3 separate regions of the Mus musculus genome follow, and regions 1 and 3 are each linked to region 2. The links are chromatin loops, found by intact Hi-C in ENCODE. Cell type or tissue: gastrocnemius. All regions are shown on one strand. Links, peaks and the distances in the headings refer to the core of each region. The heading gives the core; the rest is flanking DNA.

Evidence for each region. A loop is a pair of places that touch in the nucleus more often than their neighbours do. Peaks named below come from ENCODE experiments on the same cell type or tissue, not always from the same donor. Only the 100,000 strongest peaks of a DNase experiment are listed, where the experiment ranks them.
Region 1: a loop joins it to region 2, with 8 times the contacts of the local background. A loop is called at or near these places in 32 of 42 quality-filtered maps.
Region 3: a loop joins it to region 2, with 4 times the contacts of the local background. A loop is called at or near these places in 29 of 42 quality-filtered maps.

Annotation. Positions count from the first base shown.
Region 1 is chr7:126,640,777-126,648,861 of GRCm38, forward strand. It overlaps a transcript of Sgf29 not described here. Among named protein-coding and RNA genes, the nearest start is that of Sgf29, 4.5 kb to the right of the region's middle. In gastrocnemius, for the core only: CTCF peaks have their summits at 1,978 (motif pointing left) and 2,682 (motif pointing right); a DNase peak (open chromatin) is centred at 2,688; H3K4me3 peaks cover 232 bases; H3K27ac peaks cover 1,971 bases.
Region 2 is chr7:126,689,492-126,697,576 of GRCm38, forward strand. It overlaps Slx1b (SLX1 structure-specific endonuclease subunit homolog B (S. cerevisiae)), which reads right to left and starts at 6,292. Exons shown (of 6, transcript NM_029420.4): 1 at 5,934-6,292; 2 at 3,262-3,313; 3 at 2,830-3,168; 4 at 2,437-2,564; 5 at 2,248-2,332; 6 at 1-2,164. The coding sequence starts at 6,112. The coding sequence ends at 2,135. Bola2 (bolA-like 2 (E. coli)) reads left to right here and starts at 6,509. Exons shown (of 3, transcript NM_175103.3): 1 at 6,509-6,608; 2 at 6,692-6,789; 3 at 7,064-7,202. The coding sequence starts at 6,546. The coding sequence ends at 7,163. It also overlaps a transcript of Sult1a1 not described here. In gastrocnemius, for the core only: a CTCF peak has its summit at 3,961 (motif pointing left); a DNase peak (open chromatin) is centred at 3,951; H3K4me3 peaks cover 735 bases; H3K27ac peaks cover 925 bases.
Region 3 is chr7:126,631,844-126,639,928 of GRCm38, forward strand. Gm39087 (a long non-coding RNA gene) reads left to right here. Exons shown (of 3, transcript XR_869941.1): 2 at 2,855-2,940; 3 at 3,209-3,336. Among named protein-coding and RNA genes, the nearest start is that of Nupr1, 10 kb to the left of the region's middle. In gastrocnemius, for the core only: a CTCF peak has its summit at 5,486 (motif pointing left); a DNase peak (open chromatin) is centred at 5,491.

The DNA of each region.
Region 1 (8,085 bases), core at 783-4,782, 50 kb before region 2:
ACAGGGTTTCTCTGTATAGCCCTGGCTGTCCTGGAACTCACTTTGTAGACCAGGCTGGCCTCGAACTCAAAAATCCGCCTGCCTCTGCCTCCCAAGTGCTGGGATTAAAGGCGTGCACCACCATGCCTGGCGAAGCTATGACTTCTTGCTTAGGAGTATTTGCCTAGCTTGTCCAAGGCCCTGAGTTCAGTTCCCAGAAACACACACCTCTACCATGGCCTATGCTTCCACTGCCTAAAACAGTGACAGATCTACACAATATTGTGAGAGACTGGAAGAGAGGTTGACCCAGTCAGGAGGATCTGTAGTGTGTAAGAGCCATGGAGGTAAAGAAGGGAGAGATGGGGCTGGAGAGAGAGATGGCTTAGCAATTAAGAGTATCCTCTGCTTTTTCAGAGAACCTGGCTTGGGTTCCCAGCACCTATATGACAACTTACAACCATCTGTAATTCCAGGTCCAGATGATCCAAAGTGCTCTTCTGGGTGCTGTTCAACTATGTACGAGTGCATACATGTGTTTACTCATGTGCATAAAAATTAAAAAAAAAATGCCAGGCAGTGGTGGCACACGCCTTTAATCCCAGCACTTGGGAGGCAGAGGCAGGTGGATTTCTGAGTTCGAGGCCAGCCTGGTCTACAGAGTGAGTTCCATGACAGCCAGGGCTATACAGAGAAACCCTGTCTTGAAAACAACAAACAAACAAACAAACAAAAATTTAAAAATAAATGAGTCATAGAAAAAGGAGGAGAGGGAGAAGGGGGCTGAGGAGAAGGAATAAGAAGAAAAGAAGGGGGGGGCTGGAGAGATGGCTCAGTGGTTAAGAGCATTGACTGCTCTTCAGAAGGTCCTGAGTTCAAATCTCAGCAACCACATGGTGGCTCACAACCATCCTTAACAAGTGTCTGAAGACAGCTACAGTGTACTTACATTAAATAAATAAATAAATAAATAAATAAATCTTAAAAAAAAAAAGAAGAAGAAGAAGAAGAAAAGAGGGAGGGAGAGAAATGCTCTCTGAGCCTTTACAGAAGCTCTGTGGGAGGGGAGTGCTGAAGAAGAGCCAATCTGCTGGTGTGCTGCTTGGAGCAGCTGCTAATGTGGATCAGGGTTGGGTTGGGAGAGAAGGAAGTGGAACAGGAAATAGGGATACTAGGACATGAACACTCCTGCATTTCAAAAAGACCACTCTGGTGAGATAGACTCTGAGACTATTGAAGATCTTATTGTTCTCTCTTACTAGTAGATATACGTTCTAGAGAAATCTTACAGGCCACAAGGGAACAGGCATGAGGTTGCTCAACATGGCAGTGTGTGTGACCTCCAAAAGTTGGATACAATTATCCTTTATCAGGGGTCCAAATAACTTCAAAACTAAGCTTGGTGGCACAGGCCAGTGACAGCAGCATTCAGGAGGCAGAAAGAATGCAAATTCAAAGCCAGCCTGGACTACCTAGCTCATCTGTCTTAAAAATACAGAAAAAAAAAAAAAAAAGGATGGCAATAATTGTTCTAAGACACAAATGACAGTAATTGTAAGTCACAGGGCTGGAGAGATGACTCGGTGGCTAAGGGCACTCTTCAGACAGCCCAGGTTTGATGCCAGTACTCAGGTGGTGGCTCACAGTCATACATAACTCCAATTCTAGAGGATCTGACAACTTCTGCCCTGTGTAGGCTCCAGGCATGTGAGTGGCAGTACATAGGCATACGTGAAGGCAAAATACCCATACACATAAAATAAGATAAAAATTAAAAATAAAGTTTAAAAATATAGACACAAGGACAGGTTTAGAAACAAAAGAAATGAAAAAGACATAAGGAAGCCAGGTGTGCTGGTGCATGCTAGTCCCAGCACGGGGGAGGCAAAGGTGGAAGGAGTTTGAGACCAACCTGGACTATATATTTAACTCCAGGACTATATAGAGTGACCTTGCCTTAAACAAACAAGCAACCTGGGTTAATCTGGTGCCCTCTTCTGGGCTGCAGGAATACATGCAGGCAGAATGTTGTATACATAATAAATAATCTAAAAAATTTTTATTGTTCTTTCATATATCCCCAAATTGGGAATCTTGGGTGTGACCCTCTACACCCTACCCCAGCTATTCAGGAGTCTGAGGTTGGAGGATGGTTCTAGCCCTGGAATTCCAGGCCAGTCTTACTAATCAAAACCAGATAATGGGATCAGCAAGATTGAGTAGAAGGTAGAACATTTGTTACCAAGACTGCTGACCTAAATTTGATCTGAATACCCACAAGGTAGTGAGGTTCTGCTCCCACGGGTTCTCCTGTGATCTCAGCACAGCTCCATCGCTCTGGCTGATGAATGCCACACAGGCATCACTGTGACTGACGAAGAGGGAAGGGAAACTTCGGTGGGGATATATGAAAGGAGAATAAAAATTCTTTTTTTTTTTTTTTAAAGATTTATTTTATTTTATTATATGTGTGTACACTGTAGCTGTCTTCAGACACTCCGGAAGAGGGTGTCAGATCTTGTTACGGATGGTTGTGAGCCACCATGTGGTTGCTGGGATTTGAACTCAGGACCTTCAGAAGAGCAGTCGGTGCTCTTAACCACTGAGCCATCTCACCAGCCCTAAAAATTTTTTAGATTATTTATTATGTATACAACATTCTGCCTGCATGTATGCCTGCAGCCCAGAAGAGGGCACCAGATCCCATTACAGATGGTTATGAGCCACCATGTGGTTGTTGGGAATTAAACACAGGATATCTGGAAGAGCAGCCAGAGCCATCTCTCTAACCCTCTAAGAATACATTTTTAAAAAATTATTTTGTGATATATTTTTACTTTGTGTATATTGTGCATGTAGGCACTTGAGTGCTGCAGTTGTTATGGTGGACAACATCTTCTTCTAGTTAGTGTGTGTGTGTGTGTTTCAAAGATAGGGTCTGGCTATGTGGCCTTGGCTGGTCTAGAACTGCCTGCCTCTGCCTTCTAAGTTGAGGGACTAACGTATGTGCCCCCACTCCCAGCCTTAGTTCAAGTTTTATCACATGTCACGTTTATTTATTGTGTGCACGCACAGACGCATGTCTGCTGTGACATGAGTGTGGAGCTCAGAGGACATCTTGGAGGAGCTGGACTTCTCTTTCCACCATATGGGTTCTAGAGCTCGAAGCCTCACAGTCAGACTTGGTGACAAGTGCCTGTACCTGCTGCACCATCTTGCTCTTCCTCAGACTCTCAGCGCAGACTCCTGAGTGTTGGAATTAGAGGTATGCTCCATCCACCACACCAGGCTGGAGACATTAGAAAAATCTGTCGTTGCAACAGCAGAGGCCAGTGGACTCCATGGATATGGAAAGTAGAAGAATTGTGCTCTACAACTGAATAGACATGCAAAGCATTTCCAGCAGGGCCAGAAGCCTGACAGACAAACATGTTTTTATTTTACAGGCCCTTGGTGTGCTGACTGTAAGGTTGGAGGGAAATGGGGATGTTAAGGACAAACTCCAGGCTCTGGCTCTGGATAGCATGTCAAGTGAGAGGCAACAAAATGAAAACCGAGGATAGGATGGTATTTTGTGTTGTTTTGTGACAGGATCTCTATTGTCCTGACTGTACTGGAGTTTGCTATGTAGATAGGCTGACCTCAAACTCAGAGTTCCTTCTGCTTCTGCCTCCCAGATTATGGGACTAAGGACATGCACTACCATGCCCAGTTTGTTTGTCTGTCTTGAGACACATGAGGAGGAAAACTCTATAACCACACACACACACTGCTTCCTCCCTCTTCCTTGACCTCTTTCCTCTAAGCTGGCCTTTAACCCCTAGGTACAAATGATCCTCCCGGGGGCTGGAGAAATAGCTCAGCGGTTAAGAGCACTGACTGCTCTTCTGAAGGTCCTGAGTTCAAATCCCTGTAACCACATGGTGGCTCACAACCATCCGTAATGAGATCTGACACCTTCTTGTGGAGTGTCTGAAGACAGCTACAGTGTACTTACATATAATAAATAAATAAATAAATCTTTAAAAACAAACAAAAAACAAAAACAGAAACAAATAATCCTCCTGCCTCTTCCTCAGAAGTAGCTGGGACTACAGATGTGAACAATAAGGATTAAATAAAACAATAATAAAAACAAACAAACAAACAAACAAAACCATTAACATATATAGAAAATCAGGAATTAAAGGCACAAGGGATCCACCAGACAGCTGCCTCACCACAAATCAGTATTTCAGATAGAAGCCCCTCCCTGGCTTTTTATTGGGTTGATAAAAAAAAACAGCTGCTAGATAATTATTAATTAACAGCTAGATAATTAGCAATTTGATAATTGGCTGTTAGCACTGGGCAGAGAATGGGGGCACTCAGGGCTCAAGGCTGCCTTGGGGTAGATAATTGTGACAGGAAACAGCTGTCAGGATATGAGGCTGCTAGAATGGAAGCAATAAAAATAAGAGCAAGAACACATTATGTCAAAGGGGAGCCATCAAGGTACCTGGGAAGACACACTTTAGTAAAGCAAAAGGATGATCACATATCACAGGCTCAGGAGTTTATCAAGAAAAAGGCGTGGGCACACATCATGGGGTTACAGGTTCAGGGTAGGTTGAAAATTATGGCTTGGTTTTGACCTGGGAAAAGAGATTGGAGGAGCATATTTTACATATCAAAGCAGATCTGGCCTCCAGGTTTTCCCAGCATCCCTCAGTCTCTGCCCCTAACCTTGAACTTTCCAGCCCAGGGACCCAGAGGCTCCTGCCAATATAATCCATACATTCTGAGGTGGAGAAATAACCTATCAGTTTGCAGGATACTTAGGTTTAGGAAATGGAAACTTATTTTTGTAAGGTATGGAGACTTAGTAACAATGTATAACAATGTGGCTCCTTAATAGCAATGTAGCTTCTGGTTTGCTACACACTGGCTTTAAAGTTACAGAGAGCCCCTGCCTCCAGAGTGAAGGGTTAATGACACCAGCAAGCAACTCTGCTTCTTAACCCAGGTTCTTGTGACCCTGGCTCCTGCTGCTCGGACTTCCCCAACTGTAGCTAATGGCTAATGACTTAAAGCCTCAGGGGAGCTAAGAAATTCTTGACCCAAAAGTTGACAGCAGATAGCTTCCGCAGGAAGTTCCGAGCCAGTAAACAGGAAGGCCAACATAGGTGGGAAATCTGCATATGAAATCATGTACCAACATTTCTGAAACTCCCAAGTCCCCTGTGCTTCTGTGCAATCTCCACTCTCAAGACTGCTGCTGCCTCCATCGTGCTAATGAAAGGCAATCTGCTTCTTTGCAGGAAGGTCTCTTTTCACATCACCTTGATCAGTCCTGACCAAACACTAAACGCAATAAAACTTTCTTCCTTACATCACCTTTTAAAGGATATTTTAAATCACAGCACCAGGAAAAGTAACAAAAAACACAATTATGAACCCTAAATGTCTCAGGATGAGCAGCTATGTCCATATTTAACACTCAGGAAAGACAGTTGCTTTGCTCTTGGCAAATGGAAAATCTGTAGGAGGGCATGGTGCCCTAGGTTTGTTATCCCAGCACGGGGAGGCAGAGGCAGTGGGATCACCAGTGCAAGGCCCACCTGCCTCAAGCAACAAAACAGGGAGGTAGCAGAGAAAGGCAAGTCTCTGAGTTCAAGGCCAGCCTGATCTACAGATCAAGGTCCAGGCCAATCAAGACTACATAGTGAAATTTTGTTTCAAAACAAAACAAAACACAAACAAACAACAAATGAAACTGTTAGGGCACGTTGTGTGAAGATGTGCCTCTGAATATTCAATTGTTGATGTTGTACCTGAAGAGAGCTAAACCCTGACACTATCTTGGTATTGTTACTTCTATGGCCCATTACAGTCCTCATATTTTATAAATATTCATCCTTCCTCAGTAGCTACGGACAATCTAGATTGAATCTTATTGCCTGTAATAAAGAGCTGATGGCAGGCCAATTGCTGGCAGGAAGCAAAGGGTGAAACTTCTGAGAGAGAAAAAGAGAGAGAGGGAGGGGTGGGGAGAGGGAGGGACAGACAGAGGCAGAGACAGACACAGAGGCACTGAGAAAAGAATTGAGAATCGAGAGGTATACAAAGGTAAATGGACAAATCAGAGTAGAACAGAGAGGCAGAGCTAGCCAGGTGTCAGGACAGAGTTCCAGGGTTAGTAGGGTTAAATAAACTACATGGCTTGCTGGAGGACTGCTCTAGCTAAAAGGCCTAAACTTTAAAATATTAAAAAGCCTCTGTGTTATTACTTATACCACTGGCAGGTGGAAAGGCCTGCTATACCAAACCGTAAAAACTGTGTAATTGTTTGAGCCAGTGTATCCTGCTTTTCTAGGATATCCAGGGTGTCCTGGAGCTCTCTGAATAACCAGGCTGGCCTCAAACTCACAGATATCCTCCTGCCTCTGCCTCTTGAGTGCTGGGGAGTGAGCTATCACACTTGACTCTGGAATTCTTCATAATATGATTTTCCCAAACTCACAGATGTAGAACTGAAACAGGATGGGTGATAGAGCCATTCACTGCACCTTGATAAGAACTACAAGTGGTGATGGACACCTTTAATCCCAGCACTTGGGAGGCAGAGGCAGGTGGATCTCTATGTGTTCAAGGATAGCCTGGTCTGCAGAGTGAGTTCCAGGACAGGCAAGACTACACTGAGAAACCCTGTCTTGATGCCCCCTGCCACTTGTAACAACAACAACAAGACACTGTTTCTCTGTGTGATAGCCTTGGCTGTCCTGGACTCGAGTTGTAGACCAGGCTGGCCTCAAAGTCATAGAAATCCACCTCTCCTTCCTGAGCACTGGAATCAAAGGCATGTGCCACCATGCCTGGCTAGCTTCTTTCCTTCCTTCCTTTTTCTTTCTTTCTCTCTTTCTTTCTTCCTAGACTAGTCTCACTGGTGTCTTGAACTCCCTATATAGAACAAGCTAGCCTCATTCATAGACATCTACCTGTCTCTGTCTTCTAAATGCCACTAGCTTTTCCATGTAGTCCAAGATCACCTTCCCAGAGAACGGTGCTACCTACAGTGGCTGGGCCTTCTGTATGAATTAACATGGTAACGTGGTAGTGCACTCCTATAATCCTATATAATCCATTAGACAATTCCCTATAGCTAGGTCTGTCTGGGAAATTCCTCAGTGAAGACTGCATTGTCCAGTGGCTCTAGGCCCTGTCAAGTTGTTAAAATTAACCAGGACAACTGACTAGACATACAGATTCAATGAAAGAAAATTATTTTTTCAAACTGTAAAAAGTATGTGTCTCCGTGTGGGTATGTGCACGTGAGTGCAGGTGCCAGAGGACAGCACATCAGTACCCTTGGGGCTGGAATTGCAGATCGTTATAAGCCACTACTGTAGGCACTGGGAACTGAACACGGGCTCTTTGCAAAAGCAGTACATGTTTTTGATTGCTCGGCATCTCCCCAGACTCATTCATATACATACACACACACACACACACACACACACACACATATATATATATATGTATACACACACACACACACACACACACACATATATATATATATATATATATATATATATATATATATATATATATATATATATACATTAATTTCTTTGCTAGTCTAGGGGCTAAAATAGTTTCAGTGTTAAAATGTAAGGTTTCCTAATAGAAAAATATCTGATAGCTTGTTGTATGCCAGGCACAGTGCTATGTACTGGGAATGTCTAATGATCTTGACCTTATAGCATTTGTAATTCTATCAGAGAATAACAATATGTAATTATAAACTTTAAAAGATTTTCAAAAATATTTTTATTCTATGTCCAGGCGTATGTATATGTGTATGTGCACCTGTGCAGTGCCCTCAGAGGCCAAAAGAGGGCATTAGATCCCTTGGAGCTGGAGTTACAGGCAGTCTGAGCCAGCTGACCCAAGTGCTGGCATTCTAATTCTGGTCTTCACGATTGAGCAGTACTTGCTCTTAACCACCAAACCATATTGATTTTTTTAGGTGTTATGTACGAAATATTAGGATAGTTAGGGTGGGAGCAGTCCCTAGGGACTGAGCCCGGGACCATGCTAAGCAAGTGTCCTACCACTGCACTA
Region 2 (8,085 bases), core at 1,596-5,595:
TTATTTACAGCAAGGACAAGCCACCTATACAAACAACTAGATCAGGTTGGTCCCCTGAGGGGCCACCATACCTGTACTAGAACAAGGCAGATCTGGGTCTAGCCAGCTCTCTTCCATGTTCTGTGAGCGCCTTTTTCTGTGACTCCCCTTCTCTCAGATCTCCATCCTGAACCCCACAACACTGACAGGCAGATGGCCTCTTACTCCATGAGACAGCAGAGACCTCAGCAGCACAGGACCAAGGGTCTATCCAGGATTGGCTAGCACTGCCCTGGCTCTCACCTTGACCTTCATCCAGCGAACTCTGGGGGACCAGAGACACAGGCCAGTGAGTTTTGAGGAACCTCAGGGCTGGAGTGCTTTCCAGAGCTTCAAGACCCTGGTCATTTTCCTACTATTTCTTCACATACATGAGGGGGTCACCAGGGCTTCTGAGCTCTAGGAAGGGAACCTGAAACCAGATGGAAGCCTAGAGACATTTCTCTAGGTCAGCATCCTGATAGACCATGCCAAGTATCTCACTGACCCGGGTGGTACCTGGAGAGCAGGGAGTGGGAAGTGACTGGGGCTGAGGGCTTGGCTGTGTCTGCCAAGGTGGGAACTACAGACCTGGTTATGGAACTCTCCTGGTCATCAGGAAAGGCTTGCAAGCTGTGCAGTGCAGCAATCCCCTCTGCAGTCTTTGACACTGGGATGCCCCACCCCAGCTCCATGTTGCAGAAACAGCCAGCCACCTCCATTAGAAGCACACCACTACCATTTGAGGTGCTCTTGGCTTCAAGAGAAAGACCAGGAGGCTTTGGGGGAAGAGCACTCTGCTGGAGCTCACAGAGCCAGCTAGTGGTAGCTGCCTGGAAGGCAGGTCTGTCTTCAGGGCAGTGATCACCCGTGTGGCTGTACAGTAGCTCACCTGTAGAACATCCTATGTTCTCAGTATCCCACAGGTATTCAGACCATTAAAGAACTTTTGTTTTTTTTTTTTTTTTTTTTTTTTTTTTTTTTTTTTTTTTTTTTTGGTTTTTTTTTTTGGTTTTTCGAGACAGGGTTTCTCTGTATAGCCCTGGCTGTCCTGGAGCTCACTTTGTAGACCAGGCTGGCCTCGAACTCAGAAATCCGCCTGCCTCTGCCTCCCGAGTGCTGGGATTAAAGGCGTGCGCCACCACGCCCGGCTAGAACTTTTGTTTTTAATTTAACTTTATTATTTTATTTATGTGAGTGTTTTGCCTGCATTGTAAACCACCAGTCTGCCTGGTCCCTCAGAAGCCAGAAGATGCCATTGGATCCCTTGGAATTGGAGTTGTAGGTGGTTGTGAGAGACCATGTGGTGTTGGGAATTGAATTTGAGTCCTCTGCAAGAACAGCCACTTAACCTCTGAGCTGGCTCTCCAGCCCCCATCAATGGACTCTTGGGGGTAGAGTCCAGTCGAAAAGTTTGGTAGCTTTCCAAGGGATGCCTGGTGCTTATGTGTGAACACAAGGACCTTTGTGCTCCCAACTGAGGCTCCAAGTCACAGGTGCTACCCTCTGAGCCTCTAATTATTATCTTGTTTGGTTTCAGTTGTCAACTTCACCCAGCCCTGCATTTTCGGAGGGCTCCTCAACCGGGAAACTGTCTCAGCCAGACTTGCCTGTGGGCACATCTGTGCGGGCATTTTCTTTATTGCTGATTGATGTGAGAAGGCCCAGCCCACTGTGGACAGTGCCACCCCTAGGCAGGGGGTTCTGGGTCATATAAGTGTTGATTGAATGAAGCACCAGCCAGAGAGATGGCGCCAATAGGCAACCCCCTGCATGGTTTCTAGGTTCCTGCTTTGAGTTCCCACCCAACCTTCCCTCGCTGATGGACTGGAAGTGTAACATGGGACAAGCCCCCTCCTCCCCCAAGTTGCTGGTCCCAACATTAATCATCGCCATGGGAAAGCAACTGAAGACAGTAGCTGTTACCTCTGAGAAAGGTAAGGGAGGAAGCAAGGCCACATGGTTAGGCCAAAGCCTCCACTTCACGCCTTCCTTTCCCGCCCAGCTCTGAGAAAACATCAGAAGGTACCCTTATCCCAGCCTTTGTGTGGTGCTCAAGTAAAAGCTGCCAGTTACTGAAGAGAGAAGCAGGAAAGGTACAGGGGGACACTTAGGATCAAGTCTCCAGCAAGTCTGTCCAGTGTTCCTGTAAGGGCAAAGAGTGGGTCAGAGGTAGTCTAGGAAAACCGGGGGGGGGGGGGGGGGGGTTTGGGCAGAGTCACTTCTCACCTCCTCTAACTCCAAATCCTCTTCCTCCTCTGTGTCCGCGTGGCACTGCCCAACCAGGTTTCCCCAAAGTAGTGATTTCTTGCAGCTGCCAAAGGTGCAGTTGGTGGAGATGCCAGAGTGAGGATTCAGGGAGCCAGGGCTGGCACGTGGGCACCTTCTCCCCAGGCTGGGAAGAGGACTAGGACTCACCTAGGACAATGTCCCTCTAGGGGCAGAAGCTGCCCGGGCTCTTCCTGCAGGAACTCCTCTGCCAAGCAGATGATATGGGCCCTTAGGGGACAACCAGGGTGGGGGCAGCACAAGGGGCCCTCTTCATCCTGTCAAACATGGCAGATGAGAAGTAACTTGAGAGCAACACACTGCATGCAGAGGCACAAAAGTGACAGGGAAAAAGCAGGAAGCACACGAAAGAGCTGTGACTTCAGAAGGAGACCAGGGAAGATCTCACAGGATGGCTGGTTGTCCTTTCGGAGGCTCGAACAGCCTCTGGCTGGTACTATAGGTTCGGAAAGAACTGCCCTCCTCATTAGACATGTGTCAGGGTGGGCAAAGTCCCAGGTCTCCGCCCCGATGTGCCCTTACCTGCAGCAGACGCGCACACAGACTGCATCTGGCCTTGGTACCTAGATCCAGCTGTCGCTCGCTGTCAGCCTCGCTTACAGCTGGTCGTTTTGGGACTAAGGGCTGGGGTGGAGGTGGTCCAAAGGCAATGGGCATGTGTGCCGGTGGCGCTGGACAGAGTTCATGGCGGAAGTCAGGTCGCAGCCAACGCAGTGTTAGAGGAAGGCGCACCCACGGAGGAACTCGAAGCATGTGCGCCAGAACGCGCAAGTGGAAGGCAAAGGCAGCCTCGCTGCGCAGGCGCGGCCCCACGTGCGTCAGGCGGCGTGAAGCTTGAGGATGTTGCCAGGCCCATTCAAACTATAGAAGGGGACGACCCAAGACAAGGTCAGGGTGGTCCTGGGTAAGGTCCTCTAGATAAACCAGTCTAGCCCGCCCTTACACCTTTCTTACCCGAAGGGCGGCCACAGCAGACGGGAAACCGTGTATGATCAGCACCATGTCCCTTGGAAGGAGAGGGGCACGGCCAGTGAGTCCCCAACCCACCTCGACCCTGATAGAAACTGAATCCCTCCACCAGGCCCGTGCTCCAGTTCACACTGAGAGCACAACCACACCGCTTCACACCCGGCCATTAGAACTTGAATCTTTCACGGAGGCGTAAGACCCTGTATCTGCCAGTCTCAGGCTCCTCACCCCGTCCCTGATTCCTCTCCTTTGGAAGTTGTACTCTAGCCCCAGTCTTGTTGACCAGGGCCCCTATCTCCTGATCCCTGTCTTTAAAACAAATTTTGCTACTGTATATTAACTGTACAGAATAATAGGTTGCATTGATATTCTCCTACCTGTGTAATATATTTTGACATTACTTATTATAATCACCCCTCCCCCTTCTTTTTGGTCTTTTTCATTCCAAATAGTTCTCTTCCCACTTTCTCTAAATTCCAAATGAGAGAAAAGTTGAGCTATTTGTCTGTTATATCACTTAACATGATGATGTCCAGTTCCATCCACTTTCTCATAACTGGTATAATTTTACTCATCGTTGTGGCTGAATCAAACTGCAATGGCAGGAGAGGCACTTCAGTCATCTGGGCTCAGAACAGTTTGTAACTCCCATTCCAAGGGGTCTGGCGCCCTCTTCTGACCTCTACAAGTACTGCTGAGCTCAGTGCACTTAGGATTTAGTTAAAACACACACACCACATAAAAATAAAAGGTTCCTAAAAATCTGCATCTTGTATATGTCCCATTTTCTTCACCCACTCATCTGTTGATGGCACTGTGCTGGCTAGTTTTATGTCAACTTGACACAAGAGGGAACCTCAATCGAGAAAATTCTTCCATAAGATCAGGCTCTACACACACACACACACACACACACACACACACACACACACACACACACACATGCAAGCCTGTAGAACATTTTCCTGATTAACAACTGATGTGGGAGGGCTCAGCCATTGTGAGTGGTGCAGCCCCTGAGTTGGTGGCCTTGGGTCCCACCGCCTCTGCATCAGCTCTTGTTTGAGTTCCTGTCCTGACTTCCTCCAACGATGAACGTGAAGTGGAAACATAGAGGAATTTTAATCCAGCAACATGGCTGCTCTGGTAAGGAATCACATCCAAAGGCCCAGGTCTATATGATGGGGCTGGAATGCCAACACGGCCTGGACTACAGTATGATTTGCTGGAACGCAGACACGCCCTTTCATCCCTACAGTGAAGGTAAGGTGAGTTTGTAGACGCAGCCATGTTTGAAAATGACATCTAATTAAAGGGCAGATGTCCAACCTACATGAAAACAACACAGGAAAGAGAAGCTACTTAAGAGCAGAGAGAGGGGGCTGGTGAGATGGCTCAGTGGGTAAGAGCACCCGACTGCTCTTCCAGAGGTCCTGAGTTCAAATCCCAGAAACCACATGGTGGCTCACAACCATCTGTAATGGGATCTGATGCCCTCTTCTGGTGTGTCTGAAGATACAACAGTGTACTCATATACATTAAATAAAAAAATAATTCTTAAAAAAAAAAAAAGCAGAGAGAAGGGAGGGCTGTATGTGTATGGAAGTTTGGTCAGGGAAGTTTTACAGAGACAGGTTGTAGAGAGAACAAGCTAGACACCGGTGAAGACAAAAGGAGCCAGAGAATGAGAAGGAGCCAGAAGATTAGAACAGATTGTCAAGGCTAGTATGAGGCCAAGCAGAGCAATTCAGTCAAAAGCTGAGAGAAGCCGGATTGAATCAGCCATCTTGGAAGAATAGATTGTACAGAGGTTAGAAGCTTCCAGGGGTAGGCCTAGGGATAGTTAGAACAGAGAAAGAAACGCTCTGGCTCAGCCCAAGCCATATATTCACACAGCTTGGGTACGGCTCTCCTCTCACCCCTTCATCTGAGGAGATGAAAGCACATTCACATGGAAGTGTAAGCCAAATAAACGCGTTCCTCCCCAGTACGCTTTCGGTCCTGGTGACTCATCACAACAATAGTAACAATAGTAACAATAGTAACCCTAGGGGGCTGCAGAGATGGCTCAGAGGTTGAGAGCACTGACTGCTCTTCCAGAGGTCATGAGTTCAACTCCCAGCCACCACGTGCTGGCCCACAACCATCTGCGATGCATACAATTCCCTCTTCTGGCGTGTCTAAAGGCAGCTACACTGTACTCATATACATAAAATGAATAAATAGATCTTTAAATCTTTATTTTAAAAAATAGTAACCCTAAGATAAGGACCTAGGTTAATTGCATAGCATAGCTTTTGTATCTGATTTTTTTTTTTCTTAAATCCATTTATGTGCATGAATGTTTGGTACGTATGTGCAGAGATTAGAAGAGGGCGTCTGATACCCTGGTAGTGGAGTTACAAAGCAGCCCTAAACTTGTGCACTCGTAATCCAATTAAGCATCACAAATTTTAATCCAGCCATCGCAGAGTGTTGATATACATAAGGTGCCACCTCGCTGCTACGCTTGCTCTGGTGGCAGGCCAGGGACTCAGCACCGCCCCAGATCTAAAAAAAAAAAAAAAAAAAAAACCGGTCCCGCCTCTGTCACTCCTTTGCCCTAGCGGCCCGCCTCCTACGCGGAGCCTTCCGACCAGACACCCGCGCCTTCTTACCAGGGTCCTCGCCCGCTGGTCCGCCATGCTCCACCTTTCTTGCGACCCGCGTTGTGTTGCCGGACCCGACGAGCAGGATTGACAGTGAATCCAACGTAAACGCGGCCCCGATGCCGAGGGTTCTGGCAGTAGAGCAAGTAGACACCGAAGAAGCGCCCGGGTCTTGCTGCATGGTCCATCCGGACTTTCTGGGTTGAAGGGCCAGAGTTGGGGGTGGTTTCTGGGACCTCGGACCTCGGAAAGGGCTGGGTAGCCAGGACTGCAAAACCTTGGTTTAGGAAAAAGCACGGGAGAATGGTCCTGCAAACTCCTGGAAAGCCGGCAGAGCGACTTGCTGCGCCGCCTGCTGGCAGGAGGAGGGTGTGCAAGCGGAACCGCAGGACTGGCTGCCCTCCAGTCCGGCTCGGATTGGCTAACTGTTGGGAGGAAACCTCCCAAGTGCTGGGAATTCAAGGGAGCCAGGAGGCGGAAGTGCTGCCTTCGAAGCCGCCCTAGGAAGGGCGGAAGTGAGCGGCGTGGAGGAAGTGGCTGCAGTGAGGGCGGAAAGCGAGGTGGCGGGACCCGAGGCGAGGTTCTTTGCACGCTGGGCTGTAGCCCCGCCGGGCTGTGGTTATGGAACTCAGCGCCGATTACCTCCGCGAGAAGCTGCGGCAGGACCTGGAGGCAGAGCATGTGGTGAGTGCGATGCTGAGAGGTCGCGGGCGGTGGGGAAGGACTCCTGGGCGCGTGTTCCATCGTCCGGGTCTTCTGCCCGCTAGGAGGTGGAGGACACGACTCTGAACCGTTGCGCGACCAGCTTCCGAGTCCTGGTGGTGTCGGCTAAGTTCGAGGGAAAGCCACTGCTCCAGAGACACCGGTGAGCCCCGGGAGCCAGCCTCTCACCCAGCCAAGCCTCAGGCTCCGGATGGCAGCCCGGGCATCCGCTCGCCATGGGTGGGACCAACTCATTCCCAAAGCCCGGAGATGTGACCCATAGCCCCGAGGGTGCTCCTGCCTTTGTGATTGGATTCCTGTCCTCTCCTTGAATCCCCACTTCTTGGAGACGTCTCCGATCTCCTTGGTCACCCTAGCTTCGGAGCCCATCACTCCAGCTGAGGCCGCTCATTTCCCATTCCCTTCTCTCGCTCCAGGCTGGTGAACGAGTGCTTAGCCGAAGAGCTCCCGCACATCCATGCCTTTGAGCAGAAAACTCTGACCCCAGAGCAGTGGACCCGACAGCGGCGTGAATGAGGGGCCTAGGCCTGAACAGTCATTAAAATTTAAACCTGGCCCAGCTGGTCTCAGTGTGCTGTTTGAAGACCCTGAGGCCAAGTCACGGATGTGGCTTTTCCCTGACTCTCCTCCAGCCATTGTTTCAGCAAATTTGGATGGATTTCTTTCCTGAGCCCTCTAGGTCCCAACTTAAACAATGAAGATTCGGTTCTTAAGTCTGCCAAGGCTTTACTGTCAAACCCTGTGGTCTGTACTGTCACCAAGGTCAGACCTCAAAAAGCAGGGTGTTCCTGCTCTGTCAGCCCTCAGAAACCCTGAGCATTCTCCCAGGTTCCCTCACTCCAGGTTCCTGGAAGTAGCAGAGACAAGATACAGAATTTCTGTCAGTCTCTTCACAGGCGTACACACTCAGGAGGAGGGATGGACACAATGCACGCTGATGTTCAGTTCAGCTCTCCCACAGCTAGTTCCTCTCCACTGTGGATCTTTGCTTTGGTTTTGTCTTTCAGACAGGTCCCCATATGTTTCCCAGGCTGCTTGTAAATTCATGAGCTTAGGGGATCCTTTGGCCTTAGTCTTCCATGCAGCTATGGCTACAGACGTCCAGCACAATGCCCAGTCCTTCCCATATTGTCAAGGCTTGTCTCAGCCACCCAGTTTCCTGTCTCCATCTTCTCTTGATTTCATCACAGAGGTTGGTCAAGCTGGGATCATAGTAGTCAGTGTTCATGTCTTCCCTGTCCCTGGCATCATTTCCTGAACATTTTCAGTTCCTCTGGAGAACTAGTGATTCAGTCTCCTCACAAGGACCCCAAAAGAGCACCCCTTCACTCCCCAGTGATGGCCCTCCTCCAGTTTATAGGCAGAAGGGGCTTGCCCAGGATCACATGCCCTGTCGGGGTGAGACACAAGCTGGCAGGCAGAATTTTCCATTGTCTAT
Region 3 (8,085 bases), core at 3,964-7,963, 55 kb before region 2:
CTTGGGGCTCATGAGATGGCTCATCACATCAAAACACTTGCTGTCAGCCCTGAGGATCTGAGGTCAGTTACCAAGACCCACGTGGCAGAAGGAGAAAACCAATTCCCATAGATTGTCTTCTAACCTATATACGAGCTCTGTGAAATACTTGTGTGCCTCTTCCCCAACCCTCTGCCCCCAAGGCGCTCTTGAACATACACATGCATATGCACATGCATATATACTCCCTCCCTCTAACTTCCAAGGGGCAGAACTCTTAGTTTGGTGCTGTGGTGCATGCCTGTGATCTCAGCTGTTTGGAAGGCTGAAGAAGGGGATCACAAGTTTGAGGCTGGCCTAGAACACACAGCAAGATCTTGTCTCCTCCTCTCCACATTATTTTTTCTTTCTCTTTCTTTTGCTTTGAGACAAAGTCTCACTTTGTAGCCCTGGCTGGCACGGAATTCACTGTGTAGAACCAACTGGTGTTAGATCTGAGAAAAAAACCATTTCCACAACTGTCTGATTAAGAGAGCTTTATTGAGAAGTGCACAAGGGACTGGCCAGATGGCTGCCTTACCCTAAGTTGGGGTTTCAGAGAACAGCCCCTCACTGGCTTTTGGGAACCCTTTTATGAGGAATGGGTTAGGGTTGATAGACACAGCTGTCCATGCTGGGCAGTGGTGGCTCATGCCTATAATGAGAGGCAGAGACAGGCAGGTCTCTGAATTTAAGGCCAGCAAAACAAAATGGGGGGGGGGGGCAACAAAAGAAAAGGAAAAGAAAAGACAGCGGTAAAGATAATGGCTGTTAGCACTGGACAGAGAATGGGGGCACTCAGGGCTCAAGGCTGCCTTGGGGTAGATAAGTGTAATAGGAAACAGCTGTGGTTACTGGCTGCTAGAAAGGAGGCAATAAAAATAAGAGCAAGAACACATTATGTCAAAGGGGAGCCATCAGGTACCTGGGAAGACACACTTTCATAAAGCAAAAGGGTGATCACTTATCACAGGCTCAGGGGTTTATCAAGACAAAAGAGTGGGCCCGGTTCAGGGTAGATTGAAAACAGTTTGCAGGATACTTTAGGTTTAGGAAAGAGAAACTTATTCTTGTAAGGAATGGAGACTTAATAACAATGTATAACAATATAGCTCCTGGTTTGTCTCACACCTGCTTTAAAGTCACAGAGATCCTCTGCTTCCTGGAGTGAGGAGTCCATGAAACAAAGAGCCTCAGGTGATCTGAGCAACTCTGGCCTGAGCTTCTGATGAGTACAGCTGCCTGACAAGGAAGTCCACCTCTCTTAAGCTTAGTTGTGCCGGGCGTGGTGGCGCACGCCTTTAATCCCAGCACTCGGGAGGCAGAGGCAGGCAGATTTCTGAGTTTGAGGACAGCCTGGTCTACAAAGTGAGTTCCAGGACAGCCAGGGCTACACAGAGAAACCCTGTCTCGAAAAGCCAAACCAAACCTCAGTTTTATTTACCATGAGACTGCAGGGAACAGATCTGCGTCTCCTTGGCAAGGGAAGCTCCCATTCCTCATCCTTCTCTCCCTTTTTATTTTCACATCATCTCATTAAGCCTGAGCTAACACTGAGTGCTGGGGCATTTAAGGCAGTCACCACCTAGCCTGGCTTTGCTTGTGGGTATGTATATGAAACAAGTTCTCTCTACATATCCCTTACTATCTTGAAACCCACTATATAGATCAGGCTGGCCTCAAACTCACAGAGATCTGACTGTTTCTACTTCCATAGTGCTGGGGTGCTGGGACTAAAGGTATACACCACCATACTCAGCATGCTTTCTTTTCTTTTAAGACTCGGGTTACTATGTATCGTAGGCCGATCTAGGACTCCTGATTCTGCTACCGCCTCTGTGCTAGGATTACAGGCCGTTACACCCAGCTAAGACTCCGTCTTAAGAAGAAAAAACTGGGGGGTGAGGGGAGCTTATTAGCACAGCGCCTTGAAGATAGTATTGTTATTCACTAGGGCAGGCAATTTGCTTAATCTCCATGTCTTGAACACCCAGCTCAGCAAATGACAACCCAAAACACACAAACTCTGACAAGGTGCCTCAGGATTGTGTGTCCAACTTTTAGATGTTCTGCTCTGAAGAGGCAGACCTCACAGAGGACCTCCAAGATCCTAGGAGACTCTGTGATGATGGAGTAAGGGTAAGGGTTTCTGGCTGGGAACTTGCAGGAATAAAAGAAAGGAAATGTAAACACTAGGGGAAGGGAGAAAGGGGTAGGTGCTGGGTGAAAGAATAGAAACCTGAGAAAAGGATTTGTGGAAAAATTTTAAACTCCACTCAGATCAGTAGGAATTCAAAAGTGACTCATTGGGAAATGAAGAGTTAAGTTTCCACATCCTGTGGCCTCCAGGTAGTCCATTCTGGGATTTTGTTTTGTTTGGGGGGAGGGAGATTGCTATTTATCACTCATTACACCTTTATAACTTTCCAGGTGGTTGCCAGGAATACCTAGCACAGCCCAGTAATTACAGCTTGTGCCTGGTCCATAAAACCCTTAAACCCAGGGCTGCACTGGGAATTAATTTCTCTTGGTTCTGAGACTGGATGCTGCTGTTAACACGTGCTTAGGGGATCCTGGTGAGATCCCGAATTGTACAAACCTCCCTGATACTCTGTTCTACGTGCAGAGTTTCTCACAGCAAGTAAAGAGGCGAGGGCTGTGGATGCAGTTTACTTGGCTGAGCTCCTGCCCCGCATACCTGAAGCTCTTGGTTCTATCTCCAGAACTTCATAAACTGGGTGTGGTAGTTCACACCTGAGTTCAAGCTTATCCCAGCTACTTTGGTTAAAATTCCTTCCCTGGAGACATAAACACAAAGTCTACTTCTTCTTTTAAGGTCCCCCATCAAAGGAAGGCGTGGTTCTGCCAAAGCTCACCCTAGGGAAACAATGCATTTCTTGGGCTTCCTTCCAGAGCAGAGAGGTAAGGGGTGTTACCTACCTGGGCATAGATGCTCCTTCTCCTACCCATCCCACAAGGATGGGCTCCCCTTCCTCTGTGCTCCCCTGGCCTATATACTCTAGCCTCCTCCCAGGTCATGTGCAATTAAGGCAGACTTGCAAACAACAGGGACTGGGGTTTTATTACCTGGAGGAACAGGTGAGGGTCTCACAAGCCTCCTCACTCCTTCATGAGGAGGTGTACAGAGTCAAGAAAGCCCAGCTTAGGATACTTTTTTTTTTCTTGCAAGGGGGTACAGTTGAACTCCTCAAGACTGCAGTTGCTTGGCTGGGACAATGACAGACACAACAGCTACATAGCAAGTTCCAGGCCAGAGTGGGCTACATGATTATCAAGGCTTTCTCAAATCAACCAACCAACCAGGTAATACTATTTGCATGAAATTTAAGAACAAGTGCCTATGCGTTATACATATTTCAGCAAAATATAGCTATCATACATTTTTCCTGGTAACTAAAAAAATAGTGGGCAAATAGAGCAACAAACTAGAAGAATACAGAATAAACATGCAGCTCCTGGCTGTAGCCCAAGAGACCAGCAATCACAATTCCCTTTTAGTCTTTTCAGAAAAGATTTATTTAGTGTATTTTATGTGTGTGTGTGACTATTTTGCTTGAATTTTGTCTGTATCATGTGCACCCTGGAATTGTGGGCAATTGTGAACCACCAGGTGGGTGCTGGAATCAAACCTGGGTCCTCTGAAAGAGTAAGAGCTCTGAACTGCTGAGTCATCATCTCTCCCTCCCTCCCAGCCTCATTTATCAGACAAAGAAATCAAACCCCATTTAACAGAAGAAGAAGAAGAAAGGAAGGACTAGGGCTGAGCATGGAGTTCAAGGCCAGAGCATGCCTGCCCTTAGCTTTGAGAAGACCAGATGTCAATGTCTAGATCTGCAAGACACAGAAAAAGAAAATAAGATCCAGAGAGGCATTCTCTACTGCTTGAGTGTTTGGGCATGGGCTATTGCAAGACCCTTGCTTGGTGCTGAGGATATGAAAACAAACCAAAAACAAAAAAGAAAAAATGGGCAACTCTCAGTACCTTGTACTCTAGGAGCTTCTAGACTGGATGGTGGGAACAGTGTCCGGGGAGGAAATTACCACACAGCACAGTGAGTAATGGGCTGCTTGATATACACCTGTCCCAGAGAAGGCCATGGAAAAAATGACAGTGCAAGTCAGCTGGACCACAACATCCAGGAAGTGTCTCAGGAAATTAAGAAGAGTTTAGTTAATCAAAGAAGCCTAGTATAGGGAATTCTAATCCTGGATTCAGAGGCAATAACCCAATCTCAGAAATCTCAGTTCAGGGAAGCTCTAAAAACTCAGCCTGTCAAGTTCACTATAGTGGTACACACCTGTAATTCCAGCTCTCAGGAAGCTGAAGCACAAAGATCATGAGTTCAAGGCCAGCCTGGTCAACTTAACAAAACCCTGTCTCAGAAACACAAAAGTAGGCTGAGCATGCTGATGCACACATTCAATCCCTTCACTCACAGATAGAATCAGATGGATCTCTGGGAGTTTGAGACCAGCCAGGTCTAATGAATGAATGAATGAATGAATGAATGCATGCCCAGGCCAGCAAGTTGGCTCAACAACTAAGTGCTGGGCCACCAACCTAAGAGCCTAACTTCCATTCTCAGGACCCATCTCAGGTGGAGGGCAAGGACCAGCTCCTGCAATTTGTCCTCTGTCCTCCACATGTGTGTACTGTGACCTGAAACCCCCTGACACACACACACACTACACATACACTCACATAATAAATAACCCAATAACCAATAACAAAAGTACTATCTCTCTCCTCTCACTGACAAGGATCAGCACATGCAGGCTCTTACGCAGGAGTAGATACTGAGATTTGCAAGCCCTCTATTTTAAATGTTATGATTTTTAGAGAAGTAGTTCCTTCATAGCATAGACTTTTACTTGAGCTAAAAATGTTTGTATTCATCAAGTCTGTTCCCTGTAGAAACACTGTGGCTACGTGGGAACAGTGTCAGGTGCCTGCTACAGTCAATAAAGAGGTTGCTGTTTATAAGGCACTTAACCTTGTTTGATTTTGAAACAGGATATCTCTATGTTGTCCAGGTTGGCCTTGAATCTCTAGGCTCAGGTGATCTACTTGGCTCAGACTCTGAAGAAACTGGTATTGCAGGCCTGTGTCACCACACACCTGGCAAGAATTTAATAAGTCTGATCTAATCAGCCTGGAGCTGCTCTCAATGCTCAGTAGTGACACTACAAGATCTGTATGCTCTCTTGCTCTCTGCCAGGGCAAACTGCTCCCATAGACCTTAATATCTATATATACACACATACATACACATACACATAATAAAATGTACATATCTACATAGTAATAAAAAATGGGACCCCAGGACTAGAGCAATCGCTAAGAAGTTAAGATCTTCCAAGGGAGAGTTCAGGTCCTACACTTATTTCAGGCAGTGAACCACTACCTGAAATTCCAGTTCCAGGGCATCTTGTGCCCTCTTCTGGCCTCCTAGGGTATCTGCAATCACACTTCCCCTGGTTCTGGTTCATGCATGTACCTACATGGCCCCCCAGGGAACACACACACATACACATAAATAAAAACACCTAAACATGGTGGTGTTTCAAATCATGGTGATTCAAAATCATGCATAGGGGTGGAAAATAAAAAACAGATCGCCCAGCATTCGTTATAGGTGGAGGCAGGAGGATGGCGAGTTTGAAGCCAGTATGAATTACATGGTGAGATCTTGTCTCAAAAGGCAGGAGAGATGGCTGGCTCTCAGAGTACATGTTGCTCTGAGAACCCAAATTTGGTTCTCAGAGCTCACAATGGCCAGTTACTCTGGCTTTATGGAGTTTTGTATATGTGTATGTTTATTGTGTGTGCCTGGTCCCTGAGGAAATCATAACAGGGCATTGGTCTCCTAGAACTGGAGTCACGGATAGTTGTGAGCTGCGATGTGGGTGCTATATGGACTGGACCTGGGTCCTCTGCAAGAGCAGTAAATGGTCTAACAGTTGAACCATCTGTCCAGCCCCCCTCTTTCTGCTTTTGTATGGGGCAGGTTTCACTCTGAAGCCCTGGCTGGTCTGGAACTCACTATGTAGACCAGGCTAGCCTTGAGCTCACAGAAACTCACCTACCTCTGTGGGGATTAAAAGTATATGCCATTATGCCCATACAAAAATAAGATAAATTGTGGGAAAGAAAGAATGAAAGGAAAGAAAAGAAAAGAAAAGAAAAGAAAAGGAGAGAACATTATATTCATTTCCCTAAAATGATGCTATCTGGCTCCAGCTTTATAGCCATGTCCAGCTGTAGCCAACTTTAAGGTGAGAAATCACTCCAATGCACTTAGAGATTAATAAGGAGAACTCTAATAAAATCATGATCTGGGGCCAGGCTAATGCTATGGGATGTGAGCCACAAACAGAAATCCACCATAGGCTGGGCGTGGTGGCACATGCCTTTAATCCCAGAACTCGGGAGACAGAGACAGGAGGATTTCTGAGTTCAAGGCCAGCCTGGTCTACAGAGTGAGTTCCAGGACAGCTAGGACTACACAGAGAAACCCTGTCTTGAAAAACCAAAAACCAAAACCAAACCAAACCAAACAAACAAAAAAAGAAATCCACCATAGCTTATCAGGCTGTAATCTTACATAGGCATTCCTCTGAGGGTGGATTCTCGGGTTCCCACGCCAAGTTACATTTCTGAGCAATTAGTTCTACTAGTTTTACATGGGCAGAAAGACACTGCAGTTTTTGGTTATATTTAGATTTTAGATTACACTTTGGGGACTGAGAAACAGATACAGTGCGATACCTCTCAGAAACCATCTCTCCATTATATAGGTCTGGCTGTCCTGAAACTCACTGTGTAGACCAGGCTGGCCTGGAACTTACAGAGCACTGTTCTGCCTTTAGCTACAGAGTGCTACAATTAAATGCATGTACCTCCATGTCCAGACTGAACCTGTCTTCTAAATGGCTATCCTCCTTGGCTTCCTGCATGCTGAGATTACAGTCCTGTGCCACCATGCCCCATCTTGGAGGAGACTTAAGTGCTCAGTGCCAGGGCAAGAGGTATGTGGGTAGCATGGCACTGCTAATTTTTTTTGTGAAGGCTTCTTGGAAAAGCTAACAATGCAGCGGCTTTGCCAGGGTGTGTTTCTGGAGGGTAGGGATGCCCAGGGTAGCATTGAGGAACCTGTCCTAAACACTGCCTCCACACCCTGGTCCTAAACACTACCCAACACACCCAGCAGGCTTCCATAGACCTGTCTGTCTGTCTGTGTCTTTGAACAGTCTTGATTTGTAGCCCAGGCTGACTTGAACTCTGATCTTCTTGTCTTAGCTTCCAGAGTGTTGGGGTTGATTCTGGGCATGTGACACCACACCTGGCTTTGAAATGTTTTGTTTTGTTTTTATACAAAAAAAATGTTTTTTTCATTTACTGAGCATGAAAAGGAGAGGCGGTAAACTATATACCAGACTCTCTATAGTGGCTATAGCCTAGGCTGGGTTATGGAGAAGTTTATTTTCTCCACTATGTATTGTTGGTTGCAGACTTTGTCCAAGTTTGTAAAGGAGAAGCAGACATAAGGCAACTGTCATGAATTCCTTGTTTCACCCCTTCCTTCTGTCCTTGGATTCCATGCATACTATGACACCTTCTGGTTATAATGTGACTTTTGTCTGTGCACCAGGCTCCAACCTCATTAAATTAAAATTACTCTCCTCTACCAGCCTGCCAAGGGAGGCCATATATGATGAAATGAGTGTTGTGTGGTCATGGTGAGGGAGAGACTGAGAGATGCCCACAGCCTTCAGGCGTAAGGACGTTTCCCGGTAAGAGGAAAGCAGAGTGATGCTGTGAGCAAAGCTTTTGCTGTGGAACTCAGCAACAGGAGGGGTTCTGTAAAGCAGCTCTGGAATGTCTCAGTGCGCTTTCTCTGTAACACCTCCACTCCCAACCCCAGGCCCACTGTGCTAAGGAGTGAACATAAGTCTTTGCATTCCAGTACAACATTTTTATTTCCCACCCAATGTTTGAGACAGTCTTGCAACATAGCGTATGCTTGCCTGGCATCTTCTGTGTAA